Linked DNA regions of Homo sapiens: regions 2 and 3 are each linked to region 1. Evidence: chromatin loops called from intact Hi-C (ENCODE). Cell type or tissue: sigmoid colon. All regions are shown on one strand.

Region 1 (8,000 bases):
TATAGATACTTTTTGAAAATATTTTTAAGGTAGGGGTACAATTTGCTATTTGTCTGACAACTGTAGACTAGACTAAAAGTTTAGACTTTTCAAACAAAGTTAGGCTTCTTATATCAATAAAATAATTTTACTAGCAATATAACTAACTACTCTTTTAGTAAGTTTAAGAAAAATAATTTCCGTGGCAGAAATTCTAAAGTTACTGACTAGTCTTTTGTTTTGGTTTTCAATAATAATGCTTACCCTGCCAGCAATTTGCCTGGTGAATGATTCAACAAACTGGGTAATTCCATGTTCCAGCAATATAGAGTTGTTGTAGATAAACTGTTGATAGTTGTATTTCTGGTCATGAATTTGAAAGGTGTCAGGCAGAAGGGGATGCCAGTGATAGAGGGTGTTAAATTCAGCAGCAATACGATTTTGGTACTGGAATTGTTTGTTGAAAAGTAGTTCTGGGTCAAATTTCAGTTTGAAGTGATAGCCACTCAAGTGTTGCACATAATCTTCAATCACAATCTTAATAGTCTCTCCTATTTGCACAAAATAAATAATAAAAACATTTATTGCATCTGATCACAAGCTTTCAAGCAACTGGAATGCAATTTTTAAAATTTGCTATTCCTTCATTTCTGTTTTCTTCCTTGTCAGTATCAAAAGATAGCTATTTTATCAGTCATGCTTACATATTTAATGTATATAGAATGTGTGAGTTTTCATTTACCACATCTTGTCATTTACTCAAAACATAACAAAGATAGCACACTAATTTTCCCTGGGGAAGAGGGTTTTATATAAATCATTTTCTTGTTTACCTATCAGTATTAGCCTGCTTGTCTGGAACAACTGCTCATCACCCCATTCAGGATGCTCCTGTTTAAGCACATCGCATACTCTGTTGTGTTCCCGCAGCCAGATTGTGGCATACATCATCAGACCAGGCACCAGACCAAAGACCTCCTGCCCCACAGCAAACCGTAGATGCTCAGGGACTTGAGGAGGGTAGATCATCTCTGCCTGAGTATCTTTGACTGTGGGAGGATACATCTCTCCATCAATTATCTAAAAAAATAAATAAATAAATAAACATCAGTTAAAAAGTTAAGGAACACATTTTTAGGGATTTTAAAATATGGGTATAAGCGGTAATAACTAAGTCTTAATAGTCAAAGGAAGCATACCTGATATTTCATTTTTCCATCCTTGAAAAGGCGCAGTTTACGCTGTCTAGCCAGAGTTTCACCGTAAATATGATTTAAGTCCACCTAGAAAATGATGAAAAAATTTTAATTTGTTGCTGTTGAAGTTTTTCTTATATAAAGTGTCTATCATATAATTCATCATTAAATAATTTGATCATTTAGCTTTCTTTAAAATTTTTAAATAAAATATACATTTTTCATAGCCATGAATTGCTAAATTAATTTGTTTATCCACCAAAGCTACAAACTGATATGTCTTTGTGTTTAACGGAATTAATATACTATATTGAGCTTATATCATATATATTATATACTTCACTATGATGATATGGTAATTATAAAAAAGTATAAAAATGTATTATTTATAAAAAATTCTTACGAATAACTTGAAGCTATGCTATTGAAATCCAAAAAATAATAATGCGGCAAAAACCTCACTTTACAATATTGAAAGCGGCATAATCATGGTACAATGTGTTTTTGAGGACATAACATTTTGCAGTACTAACATTTTAAACTAAAAAATACAAGGGTCAAATTACAAATAACAATACCTGTACATATGTATGTGTGTGAATGTTTATATATGTGTGTGCATGTCTGTGTGTGTGTATAATTTTACTAGACCAGTGAAGTAAATGGAAAATTCCTTTAAGGTTTTTATAGATAAGACTTCTTTTTAAAAAAAGTGGATAAGTTATTTGGATCTATCTATCTGTATATCTCCTTTAATGTTAGCCCTTGACTATGATTTGGTATAATTTTACTAACTCTAAGATATTAACTCTATCTTACCCCATGGCCCAGCCCGTTGGTGAAAGCTGGCCCTCGCTTATGATCTGTCTTGAAAAACTGATGCGTGAAGTGCTGGGCAAAGAATGCAAACATCATGTTTGAGCCCTGGGGATCAGGGATGAACTTTCTTCTTAGAAGCAATTTTTCCACAATCTCATTTGAATCAGGAAGCTGCTTTTTACCTGAAAAATGAGAAAGCTAAGGTAAGAATCCATCTATGTATTCAAGAAAGGAGATGGTGACTGTCAATCTACCAAGAATTCTTCATTTATATGAGAATTACAATTGTGAATAGGATCATAATATAAACAACAGTTCTAAGATATGGTGGAACAACTTCTTACTGAATGATTTTATCTATTTTAATTAGAATTATTTCATTTCTAAAGAAATAATTTGAAAATATTAAGACATTATACCAAGACGCTCATTTGCTTTTACATAATAGTTTATATAGACTCATACTTTAAAAAATACCCATAGATAACCATGCTAAAAGTAAAAACTGCTTTTGTTAATAAATAAATGGTAGTCTAAGGTCAATTTTTTTTTTTGGCAGCAATGCAGCCCGTCTTATAGTTAATACATCTCTAATGGATTCTTCTTACTCACCTTTGACACCCAAGGGAGTCGGGCAATCATCAGGCACAGGAGGAAGGGCTCTAGTATAATAGGAGAGGTTAGAGAAGGCTTCCCAGCTTTTGTAGCCATAGTCAGCATTGTAAGTTGGTGGACTGTCAATCAAATGTGATCTGGCTGAAATTTTCAAAGAAAAAAATGTTTTATTTATTCTCATTTGTTAAGTAAATCAACCATTATTTTTATTGTAAAATGTGGAAAGTGGCACCTGAGGTTGAATGTAACTCCAAAATAAAAAAAATCTATTTTTAAACAACTACACTTTATAGTCTAATGGCCACTTGAAATACATCTTTAATAAAATACATATACTCTGCACATTATAATCTGGCAATATTGATTTTTCAGGTAGCCATCTGCTCACTATCCAAGAGGCCTATGAAAGGAATGGCTGAGTATGGCACCCACTTTAGAATCATGGAAAGTTATTTTCTTGCTGATCCAAATCCAAATTTATTTTAATGGGTGCTACATGTTCAGAACAATTCTGTGGCCCATGGGCATTCAATAAACAGCTGGACCATGCTACCTCCACAAACTGACCAAACAGTAAAGGTTAGAAGAGGTATACAGAGTTGTGAGCAGACTGTATAAACTGGATGGGACTAAATGTCAATATTTTTGGCGATTAAGATGGAAGGCAAACTTAAAAGCTATCTTAAAGTCTTTTTGATAAGCTTGGAAATATGTTTTTAGATTAGGCTTACAGTATTATAAAGCATATTTTTCTTTGAGAAGGCTAAAAACCTTAGAAAGACACTTGTACTTACATGTCAACACATAACTCATAATTGCATTTCGAAGGAAGGGAATGTTATTCACAACGTTCCAAAATCCCTTGAAGTGGGTAAGTATGTAGTGCACTGTGTTTGGAGTGGGTTTCAGAAATAATTTTATTCTTGTCAAAAATTCCGCTGCAAGAAGACGAAGAAAGGGAGGGAGAAATTAATGGGACTCATTATAAGACACAAATCTATACAATGATAACTGTATCCAGCCCCACTCCTAATGAGGCAACCAAAGGACAAACTTACGTGTTGAGCAGTTTTCTCCATAGAATCCTGTCCGGGTACAATCGCACTTATACTGGTCAAATCCCACACTCATACATACACCTCGGTTTTGACATGGGTGGGAACAGCAAGGATTTGCTGCAATTAAAGGACAGCAAATAAATCATTCTCTAGTGTCTTAATCTTAATTTAAACATTTAATTGTTTGACTATGAATCAACTTTACAATAATAAATTCAAGAAATATATAGGTAGTCATGGAAATACAATTTTTTAACCTGCCTTAGAATGGATAAAACGTAGAAATACCAATTTTCTATTCTAAATAAGGATAACAGCATATTCAACTTGGTACATCATGTTACTAAGCTTTTCTTAGTTAACTCTTTAGATGTTAAAATTAGCATTTTTAAGAAGTTCAAATAAGTAGCACTTCACTTTCCAAATTAAAATGGATCTAGTACACTAATCAACATTTAGGGAAAAATTCAAAGTAAAACAGCTTACTTTTAAGACATTTTGCTTATCTTAAAACATAATCCGGGCTTTCCTGGGAGCAGGAAAGAACTGACTAGAATATTTAAAACAACTTCTTCCACTCAATAAAAAGGTTCCAAATATAAACAATTCACATATATTGATCAGATCCTGTCTTATCATAATGACAACCTGCAAATTAGTATCATCTATCCCTATTTAGGAGGTGAGAGTGTCTCAGATCGGTTAAGTAACTGGCTCATAATGATCAGTGCTTGTGGGAAAGCTGGAATATCCACGGAGTTCTTTCGAACTCTAGCGGTCCAAGCTCTTTCCCAAGTCACGTAGCTTCTCTATTCGGAGAGAAGTCGGAGTACTGGGATAGACCCAGGAGGTCAGAGCGGAAACTCTGCCCGGGTGCGTGGAACCGGAGTCCCCGGTGCGCGGCGCCAGGTACTCACCTGTATGGCTGAGCGCCAGGACCGCGCACAGCAGCAGGGCGCGGGCGAGCATCGCAGCGGCGGGCAGGGCGCGGCGCGGGGGTAGGCTTTGCTGTCTGAGGGCGTCTGGCTGTGGAGCTGAAGGAGGCGCTGCTGAGGAGTTCCTGGACGTGCTCCTGACGCTCACTGCAAGTCGTATGACAATTGGTCGCTAACCGAGAGAACCTTCCTTTTTATAAGACTGAAAACCAAGCCCATGTGACGAAATGACTGTTTCTTTCCGCCTTTTCGTACCCCCCACAAATTTTTCCCTCCTCTCCCCTTAAAAAAATTGCGTAAGCCCGGTGGGGGCAGGGTTTTTTACCCACGGAAATGAGAAAATCGGAAACCCAGGAAGCTGCCCCAATTTGGGAGCAGAGGGGGTAGTCCCCACTCTCCTGTCTGATCCCTCCCTCTCCTCCCCGAGTTCCACCGCCCCAGGCGCACAGGTTTCCGCCAGATGTCTTTTCTTCTTCGCAGTCTTTGCCCGAGCGCTTCCGAGAGCCAGTTCTGGACTGATCGCCTTGGATGGGATACCGGGGGAGGGCAGAAGGACACTTGGCTTCCTCTCCAGGAATCTGAGCGGCCCTGAGGTCCGGGGGCGCAGGGAATCCCCTCTCCCGCCGCCGCCGCCGTGTCTGGTCTGTACGTCTTTAGAGGGTCGAGGAAGTCACGTCGGGACAGACTGGGGCGAGTAAGGTTAAGAAAGGCTGACATGTTTTATGTTTTAGTGACGACGCTTAATAGGCTGTATATCTGCTCTATATGCAGCACATACATACATAGCTTTTTAAAAAACTCTTATTTTGTGGAATGAAATAGCTACCTTCAGTGTACATAGCTGTAATTTATCTTTGTAGCTAAGTTGCTTTCAACAGAAGAAATACTGTTCTCCGTACCTTCACCCCCTCCTTGTTTCTTGGAAAGAGAGGCGGGAAAGGTAAATTCTCCTCATAATACTGGTCCTAAGCAGTTACCCTGTAAATAGTTAATGTGAGCTCCACGGGTCACCAATATAAAGTTTCCTGCCTTCTGATGGACAAAGGAAGCGGCGATGGCCAGAATTTGCAGGGACGCTAAATGTCCAAAACGTATGCCTTAAGGCATTTCTCTCCCTGATGCGTGGATTATTTTGGTTACTAGCCCTTCATAGGAGATACTGGTAAAATAAATTCGAGTTTTAAAGTTCACTCTTTTGTCTTTTCTGTCCACTTTTCCAAGATTATGAGTTGTGACCATGGATCAAAGTACAACATAGCATTTACTTTTCAGTTGCCTGGGCTTATTGGGGCTAATTTTCTATTCTCGTTTTGGAACATAGTTGGATGAGGAATTAATTAGATGGAAGGGAGATTTTGACAGTTGGAATTTCATCTTTGCTTTTGTTTAACATCTATCATGGGTAGTGCTCAGGGAGGAGCATGTGAGGGTGAGATACTAAAAAATATATATATGTATATGTGTGTGTGTATATATACATATATATATACACACACACCAGAAAAGAAGTGGAAAATAGAAAATTCAGTTATGTCCTAAGTCCTTAGCATTACAGGAAAATGACAGCATAAAACCTGAAATAAAACTACACCAGGTACCTCAATTTGTAGAAGTCTTATAAGAAAAAAATAAATAAGAGACTCACTTGGAGGTTTTTTTTTTAACTGTTTTGCTTAGTGTACACATCTGATTCTTCATGAGACACGGATGACTAAAATTCCATCTCATCTAGGAAGCCTTTCTCCTCCTCTAGTCATATTTCATCATTCCATTTATGGCACTCCTATTTATTGCATGGAATCTTACATGAAATTTCAACTAAGAGCGTGGATCATTTTCTTTTTGATAATTTAATAATTTCAATCTTCTGTTTCATTTTAAAGGAGTAGGTTGCATCTACTGAAATTTGAAGTTTATAGTTAGAGCTACTAATGTTAGTTTGGGTTAGAAGCCATGTTAGAATCCATACTGTGAGAGAGTACTAAAATTTTACATTACAATCCTGAATTCATTTTGAAGTGATCATCATCATTGTCTTCCTTATCAGACATTAATTGTTCTGTTGTCTGAAAAGAGATTTGGATACAAAAGTGAGGGAAAAACAGGGCATAAGGAATAATTATATTTAGATTATTTTAAACTCAAAGGAATTGAACTCCATCTATCCCATAGTGGAAATTCTGTCACTTATATAGCAGGATAGAGTGAAGAGTTCCATGTACTTGGAAAGTCAAAAAAAAAAGTTCAAGGAGAATCTGGGACTTTAAGGATGGGCAGAGTTTTAGAAAGAAGTGCAAATCTGAGCATAAGGAAAAAAGTTACATAATTTATTAAATAACTGACAATTCTGAGACAATAAAATAAAACGGATAGGTACATTTGGGATGCTGGTCATGGGAGTGTATTAAATGTGCCAAACTAAATTAAGACCACTAAACCTGTTTTATATGGAAAAGTACTGTGACTATTGTGTACCATAAAAAAAAGGTTTGATCATGTAAAACTTATAGCTCTCATGTTTGCATATATTCAATGTTTCTGTGTCTATTTTAGGCAAATATATGGATCTGTTGTACAAAATTTCTATTAGCGTCTGAAATTTGTTGGGAAATAATCTACATGAAAAGAAAATAAGGAAGAATCTTAAAAATCTTCCAGAGCTTTCTGTTGAGTTTTACTGCCCCCTTCTGCTGCTTGAAATTTTGTCAACTTTTTTCCTAAGATGCTAGGAAGATTGCCAGACAGATTTTGTGTTTAATTTTATAATGTTCTAAACATTCACATGTTGCACTGTTCATTTCAGATTTGTTTCATGAATATGTTGAAAAGAAATGAAATATTTATTAATTGAAGTGATAAGCCATTCATGTGAGTTAAAAGAAAATGAACAATAAAGACTCTTAATGTCCAAAATTCCAAATAAACTAACTTTTTTTTCCCTTCCTTGTACTTTGAGCAGGGTTCTACTACTCATACATACAGATCCATTATCTCAGGCAAGGGTCCTCTTTCTATTTCCCTCGTTTCTTCTTTGGTGGGTTTAGTGGTTCACTTAGAGAGTGGAGATCACCCCTTGTCTTCTTTCTTTCATGGCATGTTGGCTGAAAAAAGAGCTTTGTGTCAGGGTTATTCTTAGTATACTTTGGCAAGGTTATGCCATGAAGTTTATCTCTTCCTTGAGTAGCAGAAATGTTACTTACAGAAGATCTTTACGTTAGTCCTTTAGTAAAGCCTGATTATTTACCCATTCTTAGCTACACAAGAAGTTTTGAGGCTATAAACGAAAGCACATAATTTGTTAAATTAAGAAAAGTCCTTTCACATAAGTCAATGAAGAAACACTTAAAAAATCTATTTCTAAGTTTTATAAAACACTGATCTCCTTTCTTTTTCTCAAA
Region 2 (8,000 bases), 73 kb before region 1:
ACTTCTTTCTATATTGTGTCTCCATTACAATTTTTCTGTGGTTATACTTATGTGAAATGCTTTTGTCTTTTAATTTATATACTAGTGTTAAAAACTGTGTGCTACCATTACAGTATTACAATACTCTGTCTTTATTCTTACCTTTATGAATGAGATTTATACTTTCATATGCTTTCATGTTGTTGTTTAGGATTTTTTAATTTCAATTCAACTTCCTTTAATACTTCTTGAATGAGAGGTCCAATGGTGAGAAACTCCCTAATTTTTTTTTCTAGGAGTCTTTGTCTCTATTTCATTCTTAAAGGACATCTTTTCTAGGTCGAGTAATCATGGTTGGCAGTTTTTTCTTAGTATTTTGAATATATCATCAAACTCTCTACTGACTTGCAAGGTTTCTGCTGATAGTTTTGTGGGGGTTCACTTATATGTGATGAGTTACTTTTCTCTGCTGTTTTCAACATTCTCTTTGTCTCTGACTTTGTATAATTTAATTATAATGTTTCTTAGTATAGGCCACTTTAGAGTCAATCTATTAGAAGACTTCATAAATCTGGATATTCGTTTCCCTTCCTAGACCTTGTAATTTTCCACCCTTTATTTCTTTGCACTTGTTTGTACTTTTATTGTTTTATTATTATTTTTTAAGTGGTGAAGTCAAATTTAATTTTTTTAACTTTTATTTTAGAGTCAGGGGTACATGTGAAGGTTTGATATATAGGTAACAATAACAATAGTTATTTCTTTCATTTTACTAATTTTGGGTTTGGTTTGTTCTTGCTTTTCTAGTTTCTTGAGATACATCATTTTCTTGTTTATTTAAATCCTTTCTACTTTTTTGACATGGACATTTATTTTTATAAACTTCCCTCTTAGTACTGCCTTTGCTGTGTCTTATAGGTTTTGATATGAGGTGACTCCATTTTCATTTGTTTGAAGAAATTTTCAAAAATTTCTTCTGAATTTCTTCATTGACCCATTGGTCATTCAGGAGCATATGGTTTAATTTCTATATATTTGTTAGGTTTCAAAAGTTCTTGTTATGGATTTCTGGTTTTATCTCATTGTGGCCAGAAAAGATACTTGATATAATTTTGACTTTTTTGAATTTACTGAGACTTGTTTTGTGGTCTAACATATGATCTATCCTGAATAATGTTCCACATGCAGTTGAGAAGAATGCATATTCTGTATCAGAAGGAGAAAATGTTCTTAAAATATTACTTAGGTCCATTAGGTGTAGAGTGTAGTTTAACTCAAATTTCTTTTTTTTAAATTTTATTTTATTATTATTACACTTTAAGTTTTAGGGTACATGTGCATTGATTTTCTGTTTGGATAATCTGTTCATCATTGAAAGTGGGTTGTTAAAGTCCCCTACTATTATTGTATTATAGTCTATTTCTCTCCTTAGATCTATTAATAATTACTTTACATATTTGGGTGGTCTGATATTGGTTGCATATATATTTACTACTGTTTATGTAATGAACTTCTTTGTCTTTTTTTACAGGTTTTGCCTTAAAACCTATTTTATCTAAGTATAGGTAGCTCTGCTTTTTTCTTTTTTGGCTTCCATTTTTGCACAGAAAATCTTTTTTCATCCCTTTACTTCCAGTCTATGTGTGTGTGTATATATGAGGTGAGCTTCTCATAGAAAGTATATAGTTGGGTATTGTTTCCTAATCCACTTAACCAGTCTATGTCTTTTAATTGGAGAATTTATTGCATTTATATTCAATGTTATTATTGATAATAAGGACTTACTACTGCCATTTTGTTACTTGTTTTCTCTTTGTTTTGTAACTTTTCCCTTCTTCCACTCTCACTGTTTTCCTTTGTGGTTAAGTGATTTTCTCTGGTAGTATGTTTTAATTGCTTATTTTTATTTTTAGGATATTTATTATAAATTGTTGCTTTATGGTTACCACGAGGCCTATAAAATCATCTTATAGTTATAACAAGTTTTTTATCAGCAGATAACTACTTCACTTTGATCATAAAGTAAAGAAAAGAAGCAAACACAAAGAAAAACTTAAAAACTTTGCACTTTAACTCCACCTCCCCATATTTTGGCTTTTTATTCTCTCGGTTTACATCTTTTCATAACTGCATCTTTCTTAACAAAATTTTGTTGTTATTATTGTTTTGATAGCTTTGTCTGTTAGTCTTCATACTAAAGATATGAGTGATTAACACACCACAATTACAGTATTAGAATATTCTGAATTTGTCTCTATACTAACTTTTACCAGTGAATTTTATATCTTCTGATGTTTTCCTGTTGCATGTTAGCTTCCTTTCAGACTGAAGAACTCCCTTCAGTATTTCTTGTAAGACTGGTCTGGTGGTAAGTCATATCCTCAACTATTATTTATCTCAGAAAGTCTTTATCTATTTTTCATGTTTGAAGGCTAGCTTGCTAGATACAGTATTATCATTTGGCAGTTTTCTTCATTAAGCACTTTGAATATATTATCTCACTCCTTCCTGGGTATGATTTCTGCTGAGAAGTCTGTTGCCCAATGAACTTGAGCTTTTTCATATGATGTTGCTTCTTTTTTATTGCTGATTTTAGAATTCTCTCTTTGACCTTGACCTTTGAGTGTTTGTTTATTATATGCCTTGGTGTAGTCTTATTTGGGTTGAATCTATTTTATAATCCTTTATAATCCTTGACAATCCTTGACTTTTCTGTACTTGCATATTTATATTTTTCTCTAGGTTTGGAAAGTGTTACTGTATTATCTCTTTGAATAAGCTTTCTACCTTTTGCCTCCTTCTCAATTCCCTCTTAAATGCCAATGACCCTTAGGTTTGCTCTTTTGAAGCTGTTTTCTAGACCTCGTAGGCATATTTCATTTTTTAAAAATTATTTTTTCTTTTTTCTTCCCTGTGTGTTTTTAAATACCCTATCTTCAAGCTCACTGAACCTTTCTTCCACTTGATAAATTCTGCTGCTGAGACCTTCCAATGAATTTTTCAGTTCAGCCAAAGTATTTCTGAGTTCTAGGATTTCTGTTCTTATTAAAAATTATTCTAATCTCTTTGTTAAATTTCTATGATAAATTTCTGAATTGTTTTTCTCTGTTATCTTGGAGTTCACGGAGTTTCCTCAAAATTACCATATTGAATTCCTGATTTGAGAGCCCACACCATTGCTCCATTGCCTATCACCGGATCTTTGCTTTGTCCATTTGGGGAGGTCATGGTTTCCTGTTTGCTGTTGTTTCTTACGGATTTACATTTCTGTCTTTGCACTAAAGGTTTAGCTATTGATTCCAGTCTTCACTGTCTGGATTGCTTTGGTCTTTCTAGGCTATGCATGTTTAGAGGTTCTGTGTGGTTTGCATGTTGAGTTCCCTTAGCCCCGGACTGCTGCCTCCTTTTTGGCACTAGATGGTGCCCTAAGTCCAAGTTTGCCACAGCTCTCAAAAAAGTTTGGAGAACTGCCTGTGTCAGATGGGGGGCTGTGTGGCAGGAGGAGTCCCAAAGGAGATTCCTTGGTTGTGTGTGGAGGCTGGGTAGAGTTTTGTGTCCTGAGGACCCATGAAGAATGCCTCCTAGAGCCCGGTGCTGCTGAACTGCTCTTCTGGTTTGGTGTCTCTTTTTGCTGAGCTGAAGAGCAGCCCTACATTTTGCACCCTGGGATTGCTATCCCTTCTCCACTCTCTCTCTCTCTCTCTCTTTTTTTTTTTTTTTCAGTCTAGCCGCCTTTAGGATATTTCTCTCTACAGGCACTTGTGATGCTTCTTGAGTTGAGGCAGAAATGGCAGTCCTGCTAAGAAACCCAAGATGGTGGGGAAGCCTGCTGTCTTGCCTGCCTTGATCTCACTTTTTCCATTGGTGAAACCCTAAGTCTAGGGGGACTTTTCCATGTAGTGCCTGGCAACTTAGGTAGGGGAGGCATATCAAAGAAACTGAAGTTCATTTCTCTTACTTTCTGCTTGTAGTTTTTCACTTTTCTGTGGTCTCAAAAATCATCAAAAGGCCCAGTTCTTGGTTACTGGTGATGATAATCTAGGTACTGGATAGTTGTTTTTGGTTTTCTGTGGGGAACACTGAAGCTAGATTATTTCTATTCTCCCATTTTGACGACATCACTCTTGAGAATACAACTGTCATTTATTAAGCCAGACATTAATGAGATTTACAAAATGCATCACAATGCCTCTCCTCTCACTAAGCTTACTTTCTTTCTTTCTTTTTCTTTCTCTCTCTTTTTCTCTCCTTCCTTCCTTCCTTCCTCCCTCCCTCTCTCTTTCCCTCTTTCTTTTCTTTTTCTCTTTCCTTACTATGGTCTAGCCTAGCACTTCTGGCCTCAAGCAATCCTCCCACCTTGACCTCCCAAAGTGCTGGGATTATAGGCATGAACCACCACATCCAGCCTTACTAAACATTTTTTGTTTAGGTAAATGCTTTTAATAAAATATAGTATTTTAAAAATATGTTATTTATACAAACATGCAATAAATGTATTATTTTTATTTTAAATGAATTAGAAAATATATTTTAAATATTTCATTTTAATTTCTAGTATAGTAAATATATATACACAAGTTTGTGTGAGTGCATCCCACATAAGCAAAAGCATTTTAAAATGTATTCAATAATTTTTAAGAGTGTAAAAAAGCCCTTAGACCAAATTTTGAGAACTACTGATATACTTCATAAATTTTACATGCATTGTTTCAATTTAACCTCAAAAAACAGATTTGTGAAATAAACAGGTCTAATCTTATATCTCATTCTGAGTTGTTTAATGCTTTATCCTCAGTGCTTGAACAGCGCCTGTATATTCTAACTGCTCAATAATATTTGTCGAAAGAACAAATATAAGGAAACCAAGATAAAAACAAAAGTTATTGAGATGTGTTTCACAACATGAATACCCTTAACACTATTGAAATGTACACTTTAAAATGGTTAAGATACAAAATTATATGTCTATTTTTTAACCACAAATTAAAAAAAAAAAAGAAAAGAAAGATATTGGGTAAGGTTAGAGTTGAGAAGACTTTTCACCTTGTGTGATATGTGGAGATAAGCATTATTACCTGAGGTTAGATCCACAGACGCTTTGGCAATAGTCTAATCAAGCACTACAAGAGGCAATGGGCTAAGCTTATTATCATGTTCTTGTGCAAGGATTCTCAAGGCCTGATTATTTCTTTCAGGTACAAATAGGGTGAAATGTTTTTAGTAACTGGGCAATCCCAAAGCAGGGAGTTTTTATAATGCCTGTTTTAATTTTACAACGTCCTGGTTCATGTTTTTCTTCCCAAGAAAGGGGTTCAGGGACTAAGTGTTTAGTGAGTTCATACAGTAAAGACCCTAAGAGGGGAAAACTAGAGACCCCTTGATGACAACATCTAATTAAACCTAAGAACCTGGAAAGTTTCTTCTTAGTTACCAACCTAGGAAATTCCTGGGAAAGCTTAACTAGCAGACACCAGATCTGGATGCCTGCGGCACTCAGATCATGTCCTAAATAGTGAACAGCATCTATTGATACTTGTAATTTGTCTCTGGAGACCTTAAGTCCCTTTTCTGCTAACTGCTATAATAAATAGAAGGAATCCTGCTGGGATGCCTCCTTAGTAAGTGAACAAAGTGAGATGTCATTGGTGTATTGAAGGAGTCAACCCTCTAGGAGACTGGAGGATGCTCAAGTCTCGACAGAGTACTTAAGAGAAATAGAAGGGGGTTTCAATGAACCCCTGAGACATGACCCTCCAATACTGTTGATTATTCCAGGTGAAAGCAAACAGGATTGACTGTCAGAGTCATCTGGAATGTTAAAGAAAGGCTGAACATGTTACAGTTTACAACTGTAAACCATTTAGAATCTGGGGGAACTTGTGACAAATGACCGTTAGGGTTTGGAACCACTGGGAAACAGCATAACTATCCTGTTAATGGCTCTTAGATTCTGAACAAATTGCCATCCTTATCCATTAGGTTTTTGTACAGGTAAAATCGGGGTGTTACAAAGGCTGCTACATGGAATAATTAATCTTTGAGCAATTAAGTCTTCTATCATTGACACTGGGACAAGACTTTTTACGGCCTCAGGCTTTAACGGGTATTGCAGTAATTGAGGAAGGGGTTTAGTGAGGTCTACTTGAATTTGAGTGCTCTGCACTTTTTATTCTTCCAAGGTCAGTATTTAATGTGGCTCATAGCAATTGGGTAGTTCAGTTAGACTGGGGCATTTTGTGGACTGTCCTCTTCCTCTATGTGTAGGACAGACCGCAAAGTCCATATGAGATCTGGCTCAGGTGGGTCAGAAAATTCCAGAGTCACATCTCCACTAGAGGCAAACCATATCAGACCTTTTAGCTTAGACAGAAGGTCTCTGCCCAATAAATTGACTAGAGCTGTGTCAAACAACAAAAGAGAATATTTTTCAGTGAAAGGGTCTAGAGTCGTTTGTGTAGCATAAGACATGAATTCCTTTTGAACTTGATTTGAAAACCCCACCACTGAAATTCTGTTTTACTACTAGGGAGAAGTTATTCTATAAAAGTAGTGTTTAAGCTGGAACCAGTAGCTCTGGTGTCAACTAAGATTGGAAAAAAAATCTTCATTAATTTTTATCTGTGTATCCCCTTGATTTTTCAAATGAATAAATGGCAGAAGCTTACTGGACCTTCCCTTGGAGGTCTGTCTGTCCACTGGTAACATGGAGATTATTATCAGAGGGTGGGCAGCCTGTATTCTGGGGCTTCCCTTAAAAAATCTTTGGAGGCAGGACTTTTAGCAGTGTCCCAGTTGTTAGCACAAATAGCAACAATTTTTTGGAAATGGTTGTTTTAGGAGTTGCATACTGGAAAAGTGCCCTGGGGCAGGTCCAAAAGTCATTCCAGTTTGCTGGTTGCCATGAAATTGTTATAATTGCTAGGATATTAATTTAGAAGCCTTTTGTTTCTTATCTTATTCTCAGATCATTTCAAAATGTTCACCTATAATTATTAGTTCAGCTGGTCTTGTAGCCTCCCATCCTATCTTTTGTTTTGTTTTTATGAGTCTGCTAATCTCCAGGAGGAGCGCATTTCAAAAAAGGCAGCTAGGGCTGGCTGGATTGTATCATCAGTTTGGTGGAAGCTGGAATACCTTGAGAAATAGGGCTTCCAAGCAAATTTTAAAATCAATAACAGACACATTTTTCTTTTACCTGCAGGCCTAGATGATATAGACCAGTCAGTGTGGGTGGGGGACACATCAGGAATAGTTTTCAAAGGTCATTTGGGATGTTTAAGGCTTTGGCTCATAAATAAATGAGGTGGGGCTTTTTGGGTCCTTGATATCATTCTCAGGAGAATACTGTTCTGCTTCTTACATCCGTTTTGGGGCTTCCTCAGGTCCCAGCAACATGTGCATTTGTTAATAGAGGGTAGATATCCAGGAGTCATAGGTTCCAATTAAGACTGAATTCTTGAGAAAATTTTGAGGGTCTTCCCTAGGATTGGGAAATTCTTTATAGCCTAAGCCCTGTTTTTGTCCAGAGAATGTAAGTGACTCAGGGATTATCTCCTGAATTTTCAGGTAGTTTTATTTTATAAAGGAGCAATTTGACTGCTTTTTCAGAGACACACACACACACACAAAAAGCAATTCAGACGGAGTTACTAGACTGTGAATATTCAGGAATAGAATGTATTAGACATATTCAGGCAAAGTAAGAGGGGAGCAGTAGGAGCATGCCGGTTCTATTGTCCTTGGTATGGGGCATAGCTTGCATTTTTCACTTCTCATTGATTTTTCTTTTTCTTTTCTTGTGACAGAGTCTTGCCCTGTTGCCTGGGTGCAGTGGCGCAATATCAGCTCACTGCAACCCCTGCCTCCCGGGTTCAAACGATTCTTGTTCCTCAGCCTCCCAAGTAGCTCAGACTATAGGCACATACCACCATGCCTAGCTGATTTTTGTACTTTTAGTAGAGACAGGGGTTTACCATTTTGGCTAGGCTGGTCTTGAACTCCTGACCTCAAGTGATCCCTTC
Region 3 (8,000 bases), 300 kb after region 1:
GCTGGGATTACAGGCGTGAGCCACCGCACCCGGCCAGCCTTTCCAATTTTTAGCCTTTGAGATGTCAAGTATGCTTTGCTTTAGAAACAAATCATTGTCTTCAGTATCAATCCTTCCTATCATTAGTGTATCTTCTGCTAAGATTCTGTGTCTAGGTGAAATTCTTTCATTTTTAACTTACCATATAGGAACACTATTCTGTAACTGAAATCATTGACTTGTGGTTCCAAATCATAGTGTCTGACAAATGATTATCAGTTGTAAAAGCTTAAGTTCAGTGGCCTAATTGGATTTTGTACATTAGAAAAACAGAAAAAAAGAAATTAAATGGAGAAGGAAAGGCATCATGTCTGATTTACCAGTCTTTTTGGTGACTGTGTAAATGGCGCAAAGGAATTCAGAATATGTGAATGAGTGTTCTGTTTATATGGGCTCTAATTAGATTTTGTGAGCTAATAGAACTCCACACATCTAGTTTGCTTGCTTGTTTCGTTTGGCCTGAGACTAGTAATATCAACTGTATGCAATCATCACAGTTGCACCATAATATATTTGTTAATTAATATCTTTAATTTTTGTAAATGTGTAAAATTTTCCCCAATAAGCCTTGATTCTTACAACTCTAAAATTCTTTTTTTCAGCCTTCATTTACAAATAGATGATAATTCATCTAAAAATGCTTATCAAAATATATAGCATATGTCATTTTCTCCATAGATTTGTTTCCTTTTTAGAAAAAATATTTCAAGCAGTGGACATCTGAAATCCACGTGATACATTATCTCTATGGTGATGGCAAAAATTGAAAGGTTAAGAGAAAAAATGATTAATCTCTGATTTGTAGGGAGTGAACATAAATTCTCAAAATAGAGTTAGTTGCATTTTATAAAACCTCATGCTACTAAAACAGAGGTAAGAATTAATATCACAGTCACCCTAGTTTTCCAGTATGAGCCAATAAACTCAAAACTACACATTCCTTGGGATGAATTGTATTAAATTTGATAAGTCTTTCTCAAATGGAAAAAACAGATTGTAGGAATATACAAATACCATGTTGGACTTGGGAGTAGATATACATATGTGTATCTTAACCAAATACATTTGTCTTGCTGTTCTAGTTTATATAAAGTCTGCTAAACAATTTGCAATAAGGAATGATACAGTTTTATTTATATATTTTACAAACATTCTTCAAAGTAGTTTGTTTGACACATAGATGTAAAAGTTAGTGCCTGAACAAAAATAGACTGAATCCCAGAACAACTGTCCCGACCTATACACCTCATCAAATGTTGATTCTTCAGAAACCATTAATTTAGCAGTTTTAAAAATATGTTTTCACTTTTTATTGTTATAAAATATACAAAATATAAAATTTATCATTTTAACCATTTTTAAGTGTACAGTTTAGTGGCATTAAGTACATTGCATTATCGTGCAACCAACCCCACCATCTATCTCCAGAACATTTTACATCCTCCCAAACTAAAACTCTGTAACCATTAACTAGTAAGTCCCCATTTCCCCTGCATTTTTAGTAACAATACCATCAGGTTTTTATAAGAAGATTGATAAATTCATTAAAAAATAATATGAAAGTGAAAAGGACCAAAGTAGGCTAACTCATCTTGAAGAAAGAAAGCGAAGTTAGAAGACTTACTTTACCAAATAGAAAGACAGCAAGATAACATTAAGAAAACATGACATTGTCCAAGGACAGACAGTAGCACTAAATAAAATCGTCCTTGAATAAATTGTGACTATCTGTAATAAAAAAAGTGATCAGATGATTATTCACAAAGGAAAAAATTAAATGTACCTCTTTCACATTATCAACAAAGCCAATATCAGATAGACTGTAGATCTGAGTATAAAAGTAAACAAAGCTTCTAGAATACAACACAGGGGAGTATCTTTATGACTTTGACCCTGGGAAATATTCTTTAAACTTGACGCTAAAAGCATTAGCCATAAAGGGCAATCTTTCCTGTATCTCCAAGTCCTTTAGTTCTGAGAATTAAGCAGTTTTTAATTGCTTCTGCTACAGTTTCTGGCACAGCATGTACAGACAAGGTCATGGGCGTTATATCATCTTTAAATCTCTTACATGTGACTTTGAATAAGCTGCTTAAACTTTTTGAGCCTCCACTTCCTCGTCTCTGAAACAGGTGTGGTAGGATCTATAATAATTGTAGTAGTGAATGTTTAATTGGGTGATGCATGATTACAGAAGCTGCTCAATAAATGAGAACCTTACCTATACATGTCCTTATCTTGTACCCCTGAAGGTCCATGGGGATTACACCCAAAGACCTTTGCAAATGCCTCAGGTTAACAACATAGACAAGTTTGTACAGGTAATGCCAGCTTAGGCAGTCAGTATATATTTTCTGAATGAACAAATGAAGGTAGGCTTTTTCCTGAATTATATGAACATTGAGACTCATGTTCAAGTAACTCCTCTTTGTGTGTGTGTGCGTGTGTGTGTGTGTGTGTGTTTCATAAACAGATAAAATTTTCAGTTTTCACTGACATTTTATCTTGCCTTAGTGACTCCCTTCTTCTCCACTTTAAGAAAACACATTTTTGGGGCCGGGCGCCGTGGTTCACGCCTATAATCCCAGCACTTTGGGAGGCTGAGGCGGGCAGATCACCAGGTCAGGAGATCAAGACCATCCCGGCTAACACGGTGAAACCCCGTCTCTACTAAAAATACAAAAAAGCAAAATTAGCTGGGCGTGGTGGCAGGTGCCTGTAGTCCCAGCTACTAGGGAGGCTGAGGCAGGAGAATGGTGTGAACCAGGGAGGTGGAGCTTGCAGTGAGCCAAGATCGCACCATTGCACTTCAGCCTGGGTGACAGAGCAAGAGTCTGTCTCAAAAAAAAAAAAAAAAGAAAAGAAAAGAAAAGAAAACACATTTTTATCAGAATCACAATTTTGTAAATGATGGTACTTAAAGAGCAACAAAACTCTGCTGAATTAGCTAACTCTCTCATTCCCACACCATTTGAATAGAGTAGGGTACCGATTCACACTTCGGCAACACAGCATATGTTTACTGCTGTAGACCATCAGAGTTCTTTGTAAACGGTGGATGGACATTGTGAATATAAACTCTTACAATGCAAAGTTACCTCTCTGCCAATTACATAGACAACAGTTTTCAACTTTGCAACTGTGACCACTGTGGCTTAGGGCAACGTTTCCTCTTCAATTCACTCTGACCTCAATTTTTGCTCTGAAGAGGCCATGCTGTGTCAGCCAGCTGCACCCTCCTATTGCTTCATTTTATCAAGAGATTCTAGCTTGCCTGCTTTGCCAAAGCTAAATTTCAGTTTATCTTTAGAGGACTTCTGCTCTGTTTCTGCTCACGTCATGACAGCGGCCTGGGTTTCTCATAGCATCAGGTTTCTGCTCTTACTCAATTCTCCCAAATTCCTTTTCACTGAACATTGTCTCAATGCTTGTACAATTACAGTAGTATTTCAATTTTTTTTCCTTCAAAAACTTAACGTATAGTGACTTACACTGGTAGACATGTGATGGCGGCGGGGCGGGGGTGGGATGCAGAGGCATTGGAGTCTGACCAAATTGGGTATTCAAATCCTTGCTCTGCGGCCTCTTGGCTGGGTGACATTGGGCATATTGGTTAACCTTTCTAAATTTTGCTTTCCTATTTTGTAAAGGGAAACGATGGTATATATCATGTAGGATCAGGATGGGGATTAAGTAGAATAATATAACTTAAGGGCTTGGCATGAAATAGACAGTAAATTGAAGCAGCTAATATAATTATTAGTGTTCATAGTTTTTGGCTTTTAATTATAAACCCCTTAAGAACAGTGACTTGCTTTATTTACCTTGTATTCTGTAGACATACTGATCACAATGCCTGACACCTAAAGTAAATATGCAGTACAATTTTCATGATGGGTGTTTAAAATTTCATTGACTTACTGTGGGTAGCAAGTGTCAGGATACAAGGTGCTCTTGGTGGGATGGAGGCAGAGTTCCCAACCATGGGGAATTTGTATATAGTACATGCCTGCCCACGTAGTATGGCTGCATACTCTATCTACTCTTAAACCATCACTTCGATCTGGAGGGAATATGTCTTCTGAGATTTCTTTTCTAGGACCTGTTAATTTGCTATCACAGGAAAATATATGGTTTCCCAGTCTCACTTATTCAAATTATTAATTTGATAGGCATAGTCTTAGAACCAGTTATGTGTCACATTATTCAGCATATGCCAATGATGCAAAGTAATGAGCTTTTTTCTTTCTTAAATAATTCTACAAAGTGCTAAACATTAAATGTTAATTAAAATGAGGATACATCCATATCCAGAAATACTGGTACTCATTTCTTAATTCATTAATTCATTGATATTTCTTCATCTTGATAAGGGTGTGTAGGTACAAGTAAAAGTTCTATCTTTTAAAAATAATTTATAAGCTTACTATTATGTATTATTGCCTAATATATTAGTCCATAACTCATCTATTTTTAATGCTGCCTATGATCTCTTTCTGGTCTCATTTATTTATTAATTCAATACATATTTATTGTTTAGTGTGCCAGAAACTGTTTTAGAAACTAGGGGTACAGCATGGAAAGAAGAATTAAAAGTTTTGAGTGCTTCATATAAGCCAAATATTTTCCCCCAAATATTTAACACTCAAGACTAGCCTATGAGGTGGGGTTTTAATTTATAAGTTAGGAAATGGAGTCATGGATTACTTAGGCAGGTTACTGGAAGTCACGATGATGTGGGGGAGCTGAGATGAGGCTGCATGTCTTTTCTCCTTCATTCCTTACTTTTGAACCACCTGTCTCTCAAGCAGCCTTATTTCTTAGTGTTCCCCAAACACAGCCTTCATTCTAGCCAGGCCAGAATGAATTCCCAGATGTCTCTGACGAATGCCACAGCCTCCCATCCTCAGTCTTTTCATATGGTTATTCTTCTACAGAGAATGCCCAGTCTTCTGCTCCACTTAAAAACCCTGCCTGTCCTTTAACTCAACTGGTCTCACTGTTCCTCTGAACTGAATGCTGCCCTGTGTCAATCAACCTCTAGTGAGCACCTTCTGTGTATTTATTAATTTTGCAAATATTTATTATGTACCTTCCATGTTCTAAGCGCTCGGATAAAAAAAAATGCAAGCCTGATGAACTTTCTGCCTTCCTGACATTTCAGTTTTTATTGAAAAGGCAGGCATTATCCAGCAAATTCACAGTAATTTTACACCTAAATATCTTCTCATGTTCTCCTATATTTGTAATTTTTACTTCTCTAACAAAATATACTTAACTTTCTCTCTTGGGCTTATTTTTTATTTTCTGTTGTGATAACTCAATATTTGTTTGTAGATTGCTTATAATCTCACCTCTACAAATTTGTTTCTTATGTGGAAGGGGGATCACATTTTACATGCTTGTTTTTCTTATTCTCTGCTTTCATTAGCAAAGATTTAAGAGATCTGGTTCAACAATAGGAGGCTACTGAATGGCACAAGTGAAAGATGACATGGGATAGGTGGTGAGGCTGGAGAAGGTTGAGATATGAGGGCTTTTGCTGGGATAACACTGAAGGGAAGGATTTGGAATCCCAATGAATTTCAGGGAAGAATGAAAGAGATACAAACACCATTTAAGATGACTTCTTGTATAATAATGAAAAGAAAGGTTTAAATTTAACATAATGCCTTTTTGAATATATGTAGTTGTATCATGTAGGATGCCAAAAGGTTTGAATTTAGTAACTGATCTAATACTGGGCTTGATTTTTTCTATCACAGAACTGTAACTCCCAAGAACAGGGTATTTTCCGCAGTAATGTGAAAAACCTGGTTAATGGTTTCATGGTGTTAATATGCCACCTAGTGGATCAACTTGCACATTCTAACTTGGGGTTTTCAGAGTTGGAAGTGTTCATTTTCCTTTATCAGAATGGCTTGCTCACTAGGAACACCAGCTGAGGTCCAATTACGATAAATCCACTAGTTCCTGATGTTGATATTGCTGATTTTTTTTATGCTCAAGAATTCATTATGAGGGAATTGATAGCAGCAATCATTGTCAGTTTAATTTTTTGTATGGTCTTTTTTATTTTAAAGCTTTTTAGGTGTTTAGAAAGCAAATAGTTGGTTTTTATTTTATTTGGACACTTTTATGCAATGAGGGTTGATGTTTCATGGATTTCTGTGAGAAGGAGAAACCAATTGATAAATTTGCTGATATAGATCTCTAGAAAGGCAGGGAGATTTTTAAAAGAAGATGTAGTAGGATACTTTGAATAGCAGAAACGATTTGCTGACTTACACAATATAATAAGCTCATTCTTGGCTACACACCTGGTGTGTTTATTTCTTATAAACTTTATAGCTTCACTTCTAATTTAGAGTTCCCAATTTTCATCACATATTGTCAGTTTAAAAATAACAAGCGTAACAGCTGTTGTAGAATGTTTATGTACCAGGTATTGTGCCAAGCACTTTATAGAAATGATCTCCAATCCCCACAAAACCCCAAATTAGTACATTATTTCCATTTTAAAGAAGAAGAAATGGGCTCAAGTATTGACACTAATTGCCCTCCATCTCACACAGCCAAGAAGTGTTTGTGCCTGGTAGCCTTTGGTCCAAGTCTCCTTCATAGATCTGAAGCATCTTTTGTCATCACAGAATTATGTTTCCCTATTCTTAAGAAAAGTGGGATCAGCAAATATCAGCTTTACCTTAACGGACTCATTCACGTTTGAGCCCATTTCCCGAGAAGATAATTACATATATTACGTTTTAAAATAAGGCATATAAAAGAACCACATTCCTGTGATAGCTCCCTTTTTCCAAAATCTGACTGCGTTTTTAAAGTTACTATTAGAGAATAGAGAGCCTTGCTTGTTGGGTGTCTGGGACATAAAGTCACAGAAAAATAATTGCATGTTTGCACCATTTAGATCTCACATGTTTAAGTGGTGCAAACATGATCTCCTTCAGGCAATGAGCCATGCTTGCCCAGTGAGCTTGCACGTGGTAATGGGAGAATCCCTCTGAGCATGCATCTCCAAGGCCAAGTGGGCCACAGCAGTTGTGAGTGAGAGGAGGCCATAGCGTCCTAAACTGATCAGACTTGCCAAGTATTCCTACCTGTGGCAAGGGGCTGAAAAGCCCGTGGACTGTACCTTAATGTTGCTTAACAATCCCTGAGGTAGAGAATAAAAGGAATTGTGGAATAACTCTGTGACTTGCCTCGGTTTCCTGATGCCCAGAAACATCTATCTCATTGGTCATCGAGATGAAATGAGGACTGTCCTGGGAAATGGAGTCTTCCTGATTTTAACAAGGTTCTGAAGCAGAAGCAGAGACAAGATTTACTATTCAGGCCTTCTTCCAAAGCCCATTTCCACTGCTCTTCAATAACTGCATCTACCAAATTCTGAATGTTCTCTTCTTTCCCCAAATTCTAACTAGGTTAACTTCATACCAAAACCAGTGTATGACAGTTGAAATAGCAGTTCTTAGAGGTTGTAGTTTCCTGTGTTTTCTTCTGGTTACCATTAACATGGGTATATGTAAAGAATATATATTGGATATATGTATGCTGAATAAAAAGTAGTAATTCATTTTCACCAATGAAATCACAGAGCATGATGTTTCCTAGATAGAGGAGGCTCATGTTTTATAACTGTATTGTTTCAGTTGAGGAAGGAAGGCAATTCTCCAGCAATGCCTTCTTCCTCCACTAGGAAAAGCTTTTACTTTCCTGGTGGTCTTTTTCTACTTGCCCACTAATTATAAAGAACATAAATTATAGATTTAGTAATTACTTGTTTCTTCCCTGTTATCCCCCTTTTGGCAAAGAGCAGAACCAACATAATTTTACCATGCTACCACTTTATTCCCAAATTTATCAGCATAAAATCTAGAACATTTCCAGAATCCTTCTTTCCCTGGTGAGGGAAGGAACAGTAGCTGAATATAAGCTTAACAAGA

What was found. Hi-C counts contacts between places; a loop is a spot of excess contacts. Peaks named below come from ENCODE experiments on the same cell type or tissue, not always from the same donor. Only the 100,000 strongest peaks of a DNase experiment are listed, where the experiment ranks them.
Region 2: it touches region 1 in a loop (5-fold over the local background); 22 of 110 quality-filtered maps call a loop at or near these places.
Region 3: a loop joins it to region 1, with 10 times the contacts of the local background. A loop is called at or near these places in 17 of 110 quality-filtered maps.

What each region holds. Positions count from the first base shown.
Region 1 is chr1:186,675,655-186,683,654 of GRCh38, forward strand. PTGS2 (prostaglandin-endoperoxide synthase 2) reads right to left here and starts at 4,769. Exons shown (of 10, transcript NM_000963.4): 1 at 4,585-4,769; 2 at 3,668-3,784; 3 at 3,404-3,547; 4 at 2,607-2,750; 5 at 1,995-2,176; 6 at 1,179-1,262; 7 at 813-1,059; 8 at 244-530. The coding sequence starts at 4,636. PACERR (PTGS2 antisense NFKB1 complex-mediated expression regulator RNA) reads left to right here and starts at 5,000. Exons shown (of 1, transcript NR_125801.1): 1 at 5,000-5,792. RefSeq lists an enhancer at 1,920-3,119. In sigmoid colon, CTCF peaks have their summits at 4,673 and 7,310 (motif pointing left); a DNase peak (open chromatin) is centred at 4,827; H3K4me3 peaks cover 5,856 bases; H3K27ac peaks cover 1,050 bases.
Region 2 is chr1:186,602,543-186,610,542 of GRCh38, forward strand. No RefSeq gene overlaps it. Among named protein-coding and RNA genes, the nearest start is that of PTGS2, 74 kb to the right of the region's middle. In sigmoid colon, a CTCF peak has its summit at 3,377 (motif pointing right); a DNase peak (open chromatin) is centred at 3,409.
Region 3 is chr1:186,980,204-186,988,203 of GRCh38, forward strand. The region is part of intron 17 of PLA2G4A (phospholipase A2 group IVA); the gene reads left to right. Among named protein-coding and RNA genes, the nearest start is that of LINC01036, 110 kb to the right of the region's middle. RefSeq lists an enhancer at 4,683-5,184. In sigmoid colon, CTCF peaks have their summits at 5,905 (motif pointing left), 7,755 and 7,965; a DNase peak (open chromatin) is centred at 3,358; H3K27ac peaks cover 340 bases.